Linked DNA regions of Mus musculus: region 2 is linked to region 1. A link is a contact called in ENCODE POLR2A ChIA-PET data. All regions are on one chromosome and are shown on one strand. The core of a region is the stretch at or near the end of the contact, and the rest is flanking DNA. Distances in the headings are between cores, read along the strand shown. Region 1 holds the start of Icosl (icos ligand). Region 2 holds the start of Pfkl (phosphofructokinase, liver, B-type).

Region 1 (6,358 bases), core at 1,039-3,538:
ATGTATTTGCCACGGTCTCCTGCAGGCTCCCAGGGGCTCCTTCCCTGCACCTGCCCAACTCTGCCTAGTGTCCATTTCTAGCCAAGATATAAATCACTTCCTTACTATGCTAAGGTCCCTTTGTTTAGCAGCATTTGGCTTTCTGGGATTCCAGATGTTGTGGGGAAGTGCAGGGCACTAATTTTTGCAGAGCTCCTGTCCCTGCCGCTTTGCCAGCCATAGCATAGTCCAGGTCAGCCATAAAAGCCCCTTCAACCTTTGCTCTCTACTGCCTGCCTGGAAGAACTGCTGAGTGAGGATCAGGACACAAGGCAAGGAGTGGCATAAGTGTCAGCCAATGGGGGCGCTGTTCTGGCCCCTGGGCATCAGTGATAGGCCCAGATGTTGATGCCAAGTCAGGCCTATCCAATCAGAGAAGCCTCGAGATTAGTGCTGGGGGTTGTACAGCTGGAGTGGAGTGGACCAGAGCTGGGGAGCCTGTGGCCAGGAGAGTTGGAACATAGGATGTGGTGGTACCCTATCGGCTCCATCTGCCAATTGATGCCAAGGTGACTCCCCAACACGGGCTTCTGCTGAGTCCTCAGTGCTGCCAACCTAGTGGGGGAGAAGAGCAAGTGAGGCCACCACTCCCGATGTGCGATGTACTTACCAAGACTCCGGGTTGACTCCTGGATTATGTCTGCCAGAGCCCAGGGGTCAAGTTCTGATAACTTCTGTTTTTTCCTAGCACACGAAGAAGGTAGCCCCCCTCCCTGCAGGAGGGCCAACCCCCACCCCCACCCTCAGGCTGCTTACCTCGGCCGCACTGGTCCCCACCTCTGCTTGTCTCTTCTGTTCTTTTGTGCTTGTCCTGGCCTGCTCCCTGATGTTGATAGCCAAGAGCCAGAGATTTTTAGTTTCTCTCTCTCTCTCTCTCTCTCTCTCTCTCTCTCTCTCTCTCTCTCTCTCCTCTCTCTCTCTCTCCTCTCTCTCTCTCTCTCTCCCCCTCCCTCCCTCCCTCCCTTTCTTTTTTTTTCAAGACAGGGTTTCTCTGTGTAGCCCTGGCTGTCCTGGAACTCACTCTGTAGACCAGGCTGGCCTCGAACTCAGAAATCCACCTGCCTCTGCCTCCCAAGTGTTGGGATTAAAGGCATGCGCCACCACTGCTCGGCTTCTTTTTCTTTTCTTTTCTTTTCTTTTCTTTTCTTTTCTTTTCTTTTCTTTTCTTTTCTTTTCTTTTCCTTTTTTCTTTTTTCTTTTCTTCTTCTCTTCTCTTCTCTTCTCTTCTCTTCTCTTCTCTTCTCTTCTTTCCTCCTCCTCCTCCCCGCCTCCTCCTCCACCTTCTCTTCCTTTTCTTTTTCGAGACAGGGTTTCTCTGTGTAGCCCTGACTGTCCTAGAACTCACTCTGTAGACCAGGCTAGCCTCAGACTCAAGAGATCCACCTGCCTGCCTCTCCCTGGCCTCCCGCATTCTCAATTCACTGGCAGGTGGGGCGGGGAGGGGGCGTGGGGGTTGAGGGAGAGCAGGGAATGGGGTGAGAAGAGAGTCCTGAGCTTAGACACAGGCTCAACGCTTATGAACCGTTAAGGCTCTCCCAGAGTGAGTGCCAGAGAGCACGAGGCTGGGAACAGGATTGCCAAGTCTGGCTGGCTTTGGAGGAGAAAATGGACACTTCATTCTGTGTTCCACAACTTTATCCCTCACCAAGCCTTCGAAGTTGGGTGATGGGAGATCTGGACAAGAGTGGAGCCCGTCTTCTCCTCCCTTTCTCCCTCCTGCTGGCCCCTCTCTCCTCCCACTCGCCTGGCTTTCACTTTTTAATTCCTAGTCGTTAGGTTTTCTGATCATCTACGGTCTTTGGTCAGCCCCAGGTCCGGGCTTTGAACCTTGGTTCATCTTCTACAAGACAGGGCCCAACATCGGGCTCTAAAAGAGGGACGCAGGGACCAGGCCGGGAATGTTCTGGGCAGCGTTGGGGGGGGGGGGGGTGGGGGGTGCAGCGGCTGAGTTTCCTGTCTTCCCACCCTCACCCTAAGCCTCAGTGCCCAGACTTTCGGCCGCACCGGAGCCGGCCCTCCTTTTGCCCTCGCCGGGATCCACAAACCACCCCACACCCTGGCACCTGTAACTCATGCCCAAGTCTCCGACCCTGCTCAGCAGCCGATTGGGTTACTTTCGGGAGCGGGAGAGCGGAGGCGGAGCTCCCCGCCTCCAACCCCCGCTCGGAGGTGGCCGGAGGGATGGGCCGAGGGCGGGATCCCGCCTGTGCCCAATTAGCCAGGCGCGCAGCGCTAGCGAGCGCAGTTACAGCGGGTCTCCTGCCGCCAAAGCCTCAAGAACCCCAGATTTCAGCGCCCCAAGCCTGGAAGCTCCCCAGTTCTTCGTGGCCCCCAACAGCTCCGGAACCCCAGCCGCTGCAACTCTCCGCGTCCGAAATCCAGCACCCCGCAGTCTGCGCTCGCACCATGCAGCTAAAGTGAGTCCGTTCGCTGTTGTGTCCCGTGAGTGGGGTGGGGGAGCCGGGGACCCACCCGAACTAGGACTGAGATTGCCCGACGCTAGCGCAGCGGCTCTGTACCGGCGCAGATGTGCCCAGTTCCGGACGGCTAGCGGCCACACCTGGACCTGCCGGCTTGGACGGCAGGGGGCGGCGCAGGGCTAACCCGCTGCACCCGCGGACCAGACCCCGGCGCGTGGGCGGCTGTAGGCGGAGGAAGGGCAAGAGCCGGTACTGAAGGTGAAAACTCATAGCAGCCATGGGCACTGGCTTAGCCGCCGCCGCCCTTCTCCCTGTTGATTTCCCAGAAGGGAGGATGTGTGTTACCTCAAAGGCCAGCTGATACCCAGTGCATGGGGACAGGACACCTCCTTGTACACTTGACTTCCCTCACAGATCCAGACTGGGCAGGGGAAGTGGGAGGTGTGTAGGAGGGGTGTGTGTGTGTGTGTGAGAGAGAGACAGTTTTGCGCTCCGGCGTTTTGCAAATATTTCCCTCAGGCACTTGTACCGTAGACACTCCATCTCCACTGGCTACTTGCTGAGGTCCTCAGTCCACAAGTGTCCTAACCACAGAGTCTCCAGGGATAGAAAAGGGGAGACCTTGCAGGCTACCGAGTGCCTGCTGGCCAGTGGCTGGCTTGAGTTTGTGGTTTGCCCACTAATCATTCCTGGGGACACCCCCCCCCCCCCGTGTGTGCGTGTGTGTGTGTGTCCATCCATCCCTCCCTGTGGCTTCCCAAGGGTTTCTTTTGAGACAATCTTCTGAGAATTTCAGGGCTGCTGTTGAAAGAGAGGGAGAATTTTTGGTTGGTTGGTTGGTTGGTTGGTTGGTTGGTTGGTTGGTTGGTGTTTTTTTGAGACAGGGTTTCTCTGTGTAGCCCTGGCTGTCCTGGAACTTACTCTGTAGACCAGGCTGGCCTCAAACTCAGAAATCTGCCTGCCTCTGCCTCCCAAGTGCTGGGATTAAAGGCGTGCGCCACCACTGCCTGGCTGAGAGTGAGGTTTTATAAAAGGTGTGTGGGCAACTGTGAAGTGTCTGTGACCTGCTGCAGGGTCTTAGCCCCTATAGAGAGTCTCCATAGAACAGACGGCCTTGGGAGACTAGGCAAACTCTGGCTAAAGTATCCAAGACTGCTTTAGAGTAGGGTGAAGTGCCCTTCTTCCCACCACCCTTCTCCCCCCCCCCCCCTCACTCCCACCACCAACCAGACCTCTAAAAGGAGGCAGCTAGGCTGAGATACATAGGACACCGTCTTTTGTGTATCACCAAGGGCCTGGAACATGGCATTCCACCAAGTTTGGTTTCAGACAGTCCTGGTTCTCACCTGTCTCCTTTGGGGCCATCAGGTGTCTCTATCTCCTTCAAATGCAGCTTGTAACCATTTCTCTACAGAAGGTTAGGTCACAGGGAGGGGGCACAGACCTCAAAGCAGGGACTCTCAGAGCCCTTTCTCCTCACACAAATCTTTCTGAGTTTGGGAGCTGTTAGACTCTGGGGATTTGTGTTTGGGGGAGGGGGGAGTATGGTCCTGGTTGGGCTCTCTGAAGTCTCAGTGGAAAACCAACCAGCTGTCCTCCAATGGAATTCACATTTCTCCTAGGTGTCCCTGTTTTGTGTCCTTGGGAACCAGGCAGCCTGTTTGGAAGAAGCTCCATGTTTCTAGCGGGTTCTTTTCTGGTCTTGGTCTGTTCTTGCTGCTGTTGAGCAGCCTCTGTGCTGGTAAGTTGGGATGCATGCTGTGTGGCGCATAGATGCAGAACATTAGGGAAGCCCTGGCCACTGCCCCTACAGCCTCCCCAGAGGCCCACTGGAGAAAGCTGGATCCCCATACCTAGGTTGATATGTAGGGTTGGCAATCAGAAAGGGAAGTGCTTTTCCAAACTTTATACTTCTCTTTACATTTCTTGCTTGGGGTCAATGGAATGCCCCTCTTGGTCTCTCTGCATGGTGAATCATAAAAGCCACCTTTGAGGAGAGCTAAGGGTGAGAGCCTGCCAAAGCCAGGGAGGGAACCAACCTTGGCACTAGGTGGAGGCTCGCACCTCACACCTGAGTTTGCTACAAGACACTAACGAGCCCTCCTAATGAACCTTAGTAATGAATTCCTTTCTTGCCTTGGTGGGCTGAGGCAGGATTGGTGTTTGAATCTTAAGTAAATACATTGTGTCACTTTGAAGCCTCTGCAGAGACTGAAGTCGGTGCAATGGTGGGCAGCAATGTGGTGCTCAGCTGCATTGACCCCCACAGACGCCATTTCAACTTGAGTGGTCTGTATGTCTATTGGCAAATCGAAAACCCAGAAGTTTCGGTGACTTACTACCTGCCTTACAAGTCTCCAGGGATCAATGTGGACAGTTCCTACAAGAACAGGGGCCATCTGTCCCTGGACTCCATGAAGCAGGGTAACTTCTCTCTGTACCTGAAGAATGTCACCCCTCAGGATACCCAGGAGTTCACATGCCGGGTATTTATGAATACAGCCACAGAGTTAGTCAAGATCTTGGAAGAGGTGGTCAGGCTGCGTGTGGCAGGTAAGACTCTCAAAGCAGAGATTAGCTTAGCCCAGTGTGATGCTCGTCCTGAGGAAATCCAAGATTCAGTGGTGGGCTTCTATGCATCTGTGGAGCTCTGATCTTCTTCTTCTTCTTCTTCGATTTATTCATTATATATAAGTACACTGTGGCTGTCTTCAGACACACCAGAAGAGGGCATCAGATCTCATTTCAGATGGTTGTAAGCCACCATGTGGTTGCTGGGATTTGAACTTAGGACCTCTGGAAGATCAGTCAGTGCCTGACTGAGCCATCTCTCTAGCTCTGAGCTCTGATCTTAACAGAGTCCATAACTCAAGTCCATAACGTCCTGGTTTCAGAGAACCGCCCATTTAGCCATCTTTGTCTTCATTTGGCTAATTCAACTCAAAGTAGATACTGAGAACTGAGTTAATAGGGGAGTGTGGAGGTGGGGTGATGGCTCGTTAGGTAGAGTGCTTACCATATACACGTGAGGTCCTTAGTTTAATTCCACCACCCACCTAAAGTCAGGCATAGTAGCATGCATTTCTAGTTCTAACACTTGGGAGGCAGATAGGTGGACCCTTCGGGCTCACTGGTTAGCCAGCCTAGCCTACTGAGCTTTGGGCCAGTGAAAGATTCTGCCCTTCCCTCCCAAATAAGGTGGACAGCTCTTGAGGAACAACATTAGAGGTTGTACTCTTACACATGGGCACATGCGGCCCTCCCAGCCAGCACGTTTTCAAATGTGTGTACCTGAAAGGAGTAAAGGATGCTGGAAATCTAAATGAAGTTGGACTTTAGGGGAAGGCTTTTAGTCCAACCAAGGATTTGGGGCTACTTAGTGGGGAGGCAGATGTGTGTCCAGTGAGGAAAACTAGCCCCACATGAGGGAGCAGGAGTTTGGTGTGGGGGCCGTCACTACCCATCAGGCTCAGTGTCCTTCTCTCCACCCCCACTCCTGTTAGCTGCAATAATTACTTTTGCAGCTCCATGTCCAAGATACCTGCTACAGACAACAAAGGGACAGAGATGTGCCACAGTTGTTTCAGACCATCCTGGAGGGAGAGGTCAGGACAGCCCATTTGGTGGCAGGAGCACGCAGCAGAGTCTGCTCAGTGCACAGCAGACAAGGTTGCAGGGAAAAAGGGCAGCCTGGCTCTTAGCTCTTTTTTCTCTTCATTTAAAACATTTATGTGTATGGGTGTTTCGTCTGCATGCCTGTCTGTATCCTATGTGCATGCCTGGTGGCCACAGCGAGTCTAATCTCATGGGACTGGAGTTACAGATGGTCGTGAGCATCCATGTGGGTGGTAGGAACCAAACCCAAGACCTCTGGAAGACCAGCCAGTGCTCTGAACCAT
Region 2 (6,358 bases), core at 2,311-4,810, 60 kb before region 1:
CGTAGGCTGCTGGCTCCCTCTGAGAGATGAGCTTAGTCAGTCTGCAGCAACCACCAAGCTTCCTTCTTCCCCTTAGCCCATGCCAGCAGGCCCAGAGGAGGGAGCCTAGGTCCTGGTAGGTAGGATAGGAGCCTTAGCAGCTGAGATAGAGTTTGAAGATGCCAGAGACCAACCAGGGGAGGGGAAGCCACACACTCTTGGGAAGGCCAGTCTTAGCTGTCAAGGGTATCTAACCAGGCAGCCTGGAAGGTGGCTGGGGTGGGGGTGGGGGTGGAGGGTAGCACAGGGCCATGTACAGCTTACCCCTCCGTTACATCCTAAAACAAAGCCTACACTGAGCCCTAGACACAGTACAGGTGCCAACCCAAGCAGTTCTCAGCATTGCAGAGAACAAGCTAGCAACTCTCATGGAGACGGCCCTTCTTGTTAGAACAGGGTCCTCGAGGGGACCTGTGAGAGCAGAAGCCCGAGAGGGCCGCAAGAAAGCTGCTTTGGCAAAGCGTTCCTGTTACTGTTGAACCACTCTGTAGAGTGCCAGTCACTGTGTTGATGGGCTAAGAGTCTGGGGTTGGAGGACAGGGGCACCCCCCAGCTTGATGCACCCAGTGACACTTTCTGCTCTGCACTGAGGCCAGGGAACAAGGGATGGCCAGAAGGGGCAGCATGGCCTTCAGTGCTAATGTCACGTTTCTGCTGTGCATGCTAGACTGTGGCAGAGGTCTGGACTCCCACCCTCTATGTGTGCCGCTGTCCCCACAATTCATTTTATAGCCCAGAACTCATAACAATCCTCCTGCCGCAGCCTCACAATTACTGGGATTACAGGCCTGAGCCACTGCACCCAGCTAAAGGCCTTTTCAACTGCACTTCAATTTGCTTTTCCTTCTCAGAAAGGAAAAGGGCAAAGACCAGGCCCAATCAAAGAGCCATTAGCAGGCAGCAGGCATTGTCTGTTGGTCTGTCAACGGATAGCCATAGCTGCCCTCTGAAGAGCCAAAGGCTGGATATGCATTTGTTGCAAAAATTACCTCAGAGAGAGACCTTTGGGAAAACAAAGTGTTATACAGACACCAAGAGATGATCCCGGGCCTACCAAAGTGTTACTTATCAGCTAAAAAGTCTGTGTCCAATCCCAGAACCGCCCCCCCCCCCCCCTCAGCGCAGGCAGCTCGCTACACAAACAGGAAATCAGGGTCTCCCCTGACCTCAGGGAAGACAGAACCACAGAGCAATTTAGGTACTGGGAAGAGACGGGAAGGAACAGCCAGAGTGGACCAGGCTTCGATGTGACTGAGATTAGCCAGGCTGGTTTGTTGCAGTTGTTTGGTTAATTGGTTTTTTTGTTTTGCTTTTTTTTTTTTTTCTACCTGTGGTTCTTTTTAAACAAAGTCCTCCAGTCAAACAGACTTTGGTGAACAGCAGCCCTCCTCAGTTCCCTAACATGACTCTTGGCCAACAGGAAGGGAGAGACTTGGGTCTGAAAAGGATGGGTCTTCCTGCCTGGCTCAAAGGAAAAAAGAAACCTTTTCATAGGCCAGAGGCAGCGCACAGGTTAGGCCAAGGAGCTGGTTACCTCCAGCCAGGCCAGGACTGGGATCTAGGCCCGTGTTGCCTTCTCAAATGAGGACTGGTGTTCACATGTTCACTGCATGCAGATGGGGCTCCGTGAGCACACAGAAGGCATGAGGAGCCCAGCAGCTGACTGGGCACAGAAGAAAGCAGGGCCTGGGGAACACACCCACAGGCGCTTCCAGAATTCAGGCAACAGAAGGCTCCACTCTGTCCCATACCAGCTGCTGCCCCTTGCCCACTGATACTGACCCTACCCAAAGAGGACTCTGGGAAAACCTGTAGAGATCTTGCCCTGAAGCCAGAATGGAAATGTAAGCAGGTTTTGCCTACCCTCTCCTGACCAGGAAGGGCCTCCTGTCTCTGGTTCCTCCACCAGCCTCCAAAACAAATGTCTGTCACCCTGGTGGCCCTGGCCTGGCAGCTGCCTCTCACAGAAGGCAGCAGAAGTCCTCGCGCAGAGACCACTCAATATTACCATCCCTCAGACACTGGGGCCTCCCTTGCTCAGACAGGAGCCTGAGGTGGATAGCCTATCTATGCCTGCCAGAGGCAGGAGCCCTACAAATGGGACTCAGGACTCTGCTGGCCTCACTGAAATGCCTATCTAATGGGTGATGTGGGCCTAGTCAGGGCCTCTCTTGTGGTCCACTACCATGGGTGATTCTTCCACAGGTCCCCGGCCCAGTCTCAGTGACAGCACTGGGATGTACAAGCTGAAACAGCCCTGAAAAAGGGTATGCTGACTGCCAGCCTAGACCAGGCCCAGGGGACCCAACAGAGATTTGAGATTTCCAGCATTATGGGAGTCAGAGTGACATTTTTTCCTGCCTTCCTGGACTTGCAATCATGCTTGTAAGATGTATCTATCCTGTGTTGTTCCTACCGATCTCTTAGGTAAGGGCTGGGCAGTCAGGAACCCCGCTTAGGAGCATGTGTGTCTGTATTTCCTGAAATGTTTGGAAGGAAATGGCGAAGCTCAACTGCAGTGCTCAGGGAAGCCAAGCCCCTTGAAGCTCCACGTGTCTTCCTCAGCCCCCAACTGGGTAGTATTTCTTTTCAGCCGGACCCAACTAGAGCCACAGACTTCGCACATCAGCAGTCAGCCTGGAACCAGGCCACCAAGAGAGGGGCTGAGAAGAGGGCAGATCCTCCCAAGCCCAGACTTTTCCCTAGCCTTACCAGGCCGAGAAGAGGCTGTGCACCCTCAACTATTAGCCCTGTGGTGCTTGCCCTGTTACACCGGTAAAAAAATACCCCCGCTCCACGCCCTCTGTTCTCCACTTAAGTCTCCATCCAAGGGACAGGAAGCAGCCCAGGCAAAGGCGTGTGGGCAAGCCTGCCTCAGTCTCACCCCATCCCAGTACAGAGAAGGTAGGAATCACAGGCTGCACGGGGGAGGGTACAGGGTCCCTGATCCTTTCAAATTCCGGCCTGTGAAACTTGGCCGGCTGTGCTTCTCTTAGAGGTCCTGACACGTGTGGCCTAGAAAGGAATAGCCCGGTGCCCTAAGTCTGCGTGCTGCGCGGACACACCCCCAAACCGGGCGGACCTAGGCAGCGCGAGGGCGGGGCGTGCCAAGGCCCGTGGCCTGCAGCACGTACGCCAGCTACCCGGGGCGGAGCTTGGGGACAGGGACCTGAAGCCACGGTGCTCCACAGGAGATTGGCTGGCCAAGTACACCCCAGATCCCTAGGCGAGGGGCAGTGGACAAGCCCGAAGGGTTCCGAGGACAGGCAGAAACCCCAGATCCATCCCTAAACACGCCCCCGCGTCCCATCACCTTGCGCATCACCGCCGCTGGTCAGCACTCCAATGGCCTTGCCAGCCCCCGACATCCGCAGTTTCTCCAGGTCCACGGTAGCCATGGCGGCAGCGGAGACCAGGAGCCCAAGCTCCTCTCCCGCCGCTCTGCGTTCCGCGCCGCTGTCGCCTGTCCCCGCCCCGTGCGCCTGCCTGTGTACCCGGTTTGTCCCGCCCCGCCCCGGCTCCGCCCCCAGTATAACGTTTGACTGACAGGCTCGGGGACCTGGTCGCCCCTCTAGTGGCTGCTGGAGAAGGTAGCTGCGCTAAGAAAGGCGGAGCGCACGCCAGTCTACAAATGTCTGCGCAGCGGTTCCGGAACCCTGGTTCCCCAGGCCCGCCACCGAACTCCCCAGGTACCCAGCAGCTAGGATCAACGTCCTCACCAAATGAAGTTCACAACCTGAGCCTGACTGAAGTTTCTGGGCAAGTGGAGTTCATGCTACAGCAAGCTGATTTTACATCTGTCCAGGCGCTGTTAAAGGAAACCTGTAGCCAAGTCTCACGGGCATTTTAAATCCCACTTGGCCAGCATCCGGGGATGCAGGTGTGGCTTGGGTGAGAATTCCTAAGCCGCTCCTTGAGTTGATTTAGGCTTGCAACAGTCTCCTTCGAGCCGAAGTTAAAAAAAAAAAGGAAAAGGAAAAAAGCCAAACAAACAAAAAAAGGAGAAAGAAAGAAAGAAAGAAAGAAAGAAAGAAAGAAAGAAAGAAAGAAAGAAAGAAGGAAAGAGAGAGAGAAAGAAAGAAAGAAAGAAAGAAAGAGAGAAAGAAAAAGAGAAAGAAAGAAAGGGAGAAAGGGAGAAAGAGAGCAAAAGAAAACATAGGAAAGCTGCAGTTGTATCTGAGACGATAGCCACGATTCGTCCCATCGCGACTGCTGAATGTAGTTGGGGATTTGGAAAGAGAAACACTTAGCGTAGCATTTTTACTTCAGGGTGATTTGCTAAACCTGCCGCTTCTCTCAACTCTCACAGCTCCTGGTTCAGGCGAGTGGCCTTTGCCTGAGCACAAAGTGGGGAACCAGCCCCTCAGGATTGGTTAGAGGGATTCGAAGCTGGTGGAGCAATGGTCAGATCCAGGACTCTCAAGGAAAGCTACCCACAGTCCAGAGCGCTGGATCTGGGCTGCCATGGTAGGGCTGTCCTGCAGAGATGAGGGTACCCCATCTGACCCTGACAGTTTGTTGATTTTTGCCTGGTTTTGCTAAATTCTTTAAGAGCTATTTTTATTGTCTGGCAGTGGTGACACACGCTTTTAATCCCAGCATTCAGGAAGCAGAGACAGGCAGATCTTTGAAGGTCAGTTTGGTCGATAGAGCAAATTTCAGGACAGCCAAGGCTATACAAAGAAACCAAGAACAGGGATAAAAGGAATAAAGGAAAGAAGGAAGGGGCGGTCCGTTTAACTCAAATTCTAAGAACATAACAGGGCTTTTGTTGGTGGGGAGTGGGGAGGTGTTTTGGCTGGAGATATGGCTCAGAGGTTAAGAGCACTGGCTGCTTTTCCAGAAGTCCTGAGTTCTAGTCCTGACAACCACATGGTAGCTCACAATCATCTGTAATGGGATCTGGTGCCCTCTTCGGGTCTGTAGGCATACATACAGGCAGGCCATACACACAGTATACATAATAAATAAACCTAAAGAAAAAAAAGAAAAAATGTTTTACTGGATTGTAGGGGGGTTATAACTCCTGCATAAAAGGTTATAAGAGGGCTGATGAGATGGCTCAGTGGGTAAGAGCACCCGACTGCTCTTCCGAAGGTCCGAAGTTCAAATCCCAGCAACCACATAGTGGCTCACAACCACCCGTAATGAGATCTGATGCCCTCTTCTGGTGTGTCTGAGGACAGCTACAGTGTACTGACATATAATAAATAAGTAAATCTTTTTTTAAAAAAAAAAGGTTAGGAGAGAAAAACTTGCTGTAAACTCAAGTTTCAAAGTAGTTTATAGAAAATACTAGCTGGGCATGGTGGCACACGCTTTTAATCCCAGCACTCAGGAGGCAGAGGCAGACGGATTTCTGAGTTCAAGGCCAGCCTGGTCTACAAAATGAGTTCCAGGACAGCAAGGGCTATACAGAGAAACACTGTCTCAAAAAACCAAAAAAAAAAAAAAAAAAAAAAAAAAAAAAAAAGAAAAGAAAAGAAAAGAAAAGAAAATACTAATGTCTAATGTGGCTTACAATGGACTAGAAACATCAAAAAAGGAGCATAAAAGCTATATACTGGCTATAGAGCCCTCACAAGTAGCCGCTGCACCAACATTTTTGATCATCATTTTCCTGTCATCTTAGCACCTATGTGTATATACATGTGTGCCCTTCTGGATTCTGTTTGTTTGTTCTTTTTAAAAAAAAAAACTTATTTAATTTATATGAGCATACTGTAGCTGTCTTCAGACACACAAGAAGAGGGCATCAGATCTCATTACAGATGGTTGTGAGCCACCATGTGGTTGCTAGGAATTGAACTCAGGACCTCTGGAAGAGCAGTCAGTGCTCTTAACTATTGAGCCATCTATCTCCCTAGCCCTGTTTGTTCCTGAGACAGAGTCTCCATGTAGCCTTGGCTGGCCTGGAACTCAATGTGTTTACCAGGCTGCCTATGAACTCACAGAAATCCCCCGTCTCTGCAAAGGCATGTATCACCACTCCTGGCTCCCATTTATAGTCTTATTTTTGTTTTTGGTTTTTTCGAGACAGGGTTTCTCCGTATAGCCCTGGCTGTCCTGGAGCTCACTTTGTAGACACCAGGCTGGCCTCGAACTCAGAAATCAGCCTGCCTCTGCCTCCTGAGTGCTGGGATTAAAGGCGTGTGCCACCACGCCTGGCTCATTTATATTCTTAAAAATACAATGTGATTCCACCTCACTCATTAGAAGAACCATAGGTCACTATCCATCTACAGATGGCAAGTGCTGACCAGAATGGTCTGCTTGGAGCACTTAGGCACTGAGGAGAGAAAGCAAACTGCCTGATGGG

Evidence for each region. ChIA-PET counts read pairs that join two places held with the same protein, here RNA polymerase II (POLR2A).
Region 2: POLR2A ChIA-PET joins it to region 1 with 19 read pairs in embryonic stem cell. The contact joins the promoter of Pfkl here to the promoter of Icosl in region 1. POLR2A ChIA-PET finds 5 or more read pairs at or near these places in 4 of 5 experiments (Patski and embryonic stem cell).

The regions. Positions count from the first base shown.
Region 1 is chr10:78,067,080-78,073,437 of GRCm38, forward strand. It overlaps Icosl (icos ligand), which reads left to right and starts at 2,289. Exons shown (of 7, transcript NM_015790.3): 1 at 2,289-2,456; 2 at 4,082-4,200; 3 at 4,659-5,012. The coding sequence starts at 2,446. Gm51775 (a long non-coding RNA gene) reads right to left here and starts at 3,396. Exons shown (of 3, transcript XR_003948913.1): 1 at 3,381-3,396; 2 at 796-862; 3 at 1-594.
Region 2 is chr10:78,006,247-78,012,604 of GRCm38, forward strand. Pfkl (phosphofructokinase, liver, B-type) reads right to left here and starts at 3,561. Exons shown (of 22, transcript NM_008826.5): 1 at 3,353-3,561. The coding sequence starts at 3,437.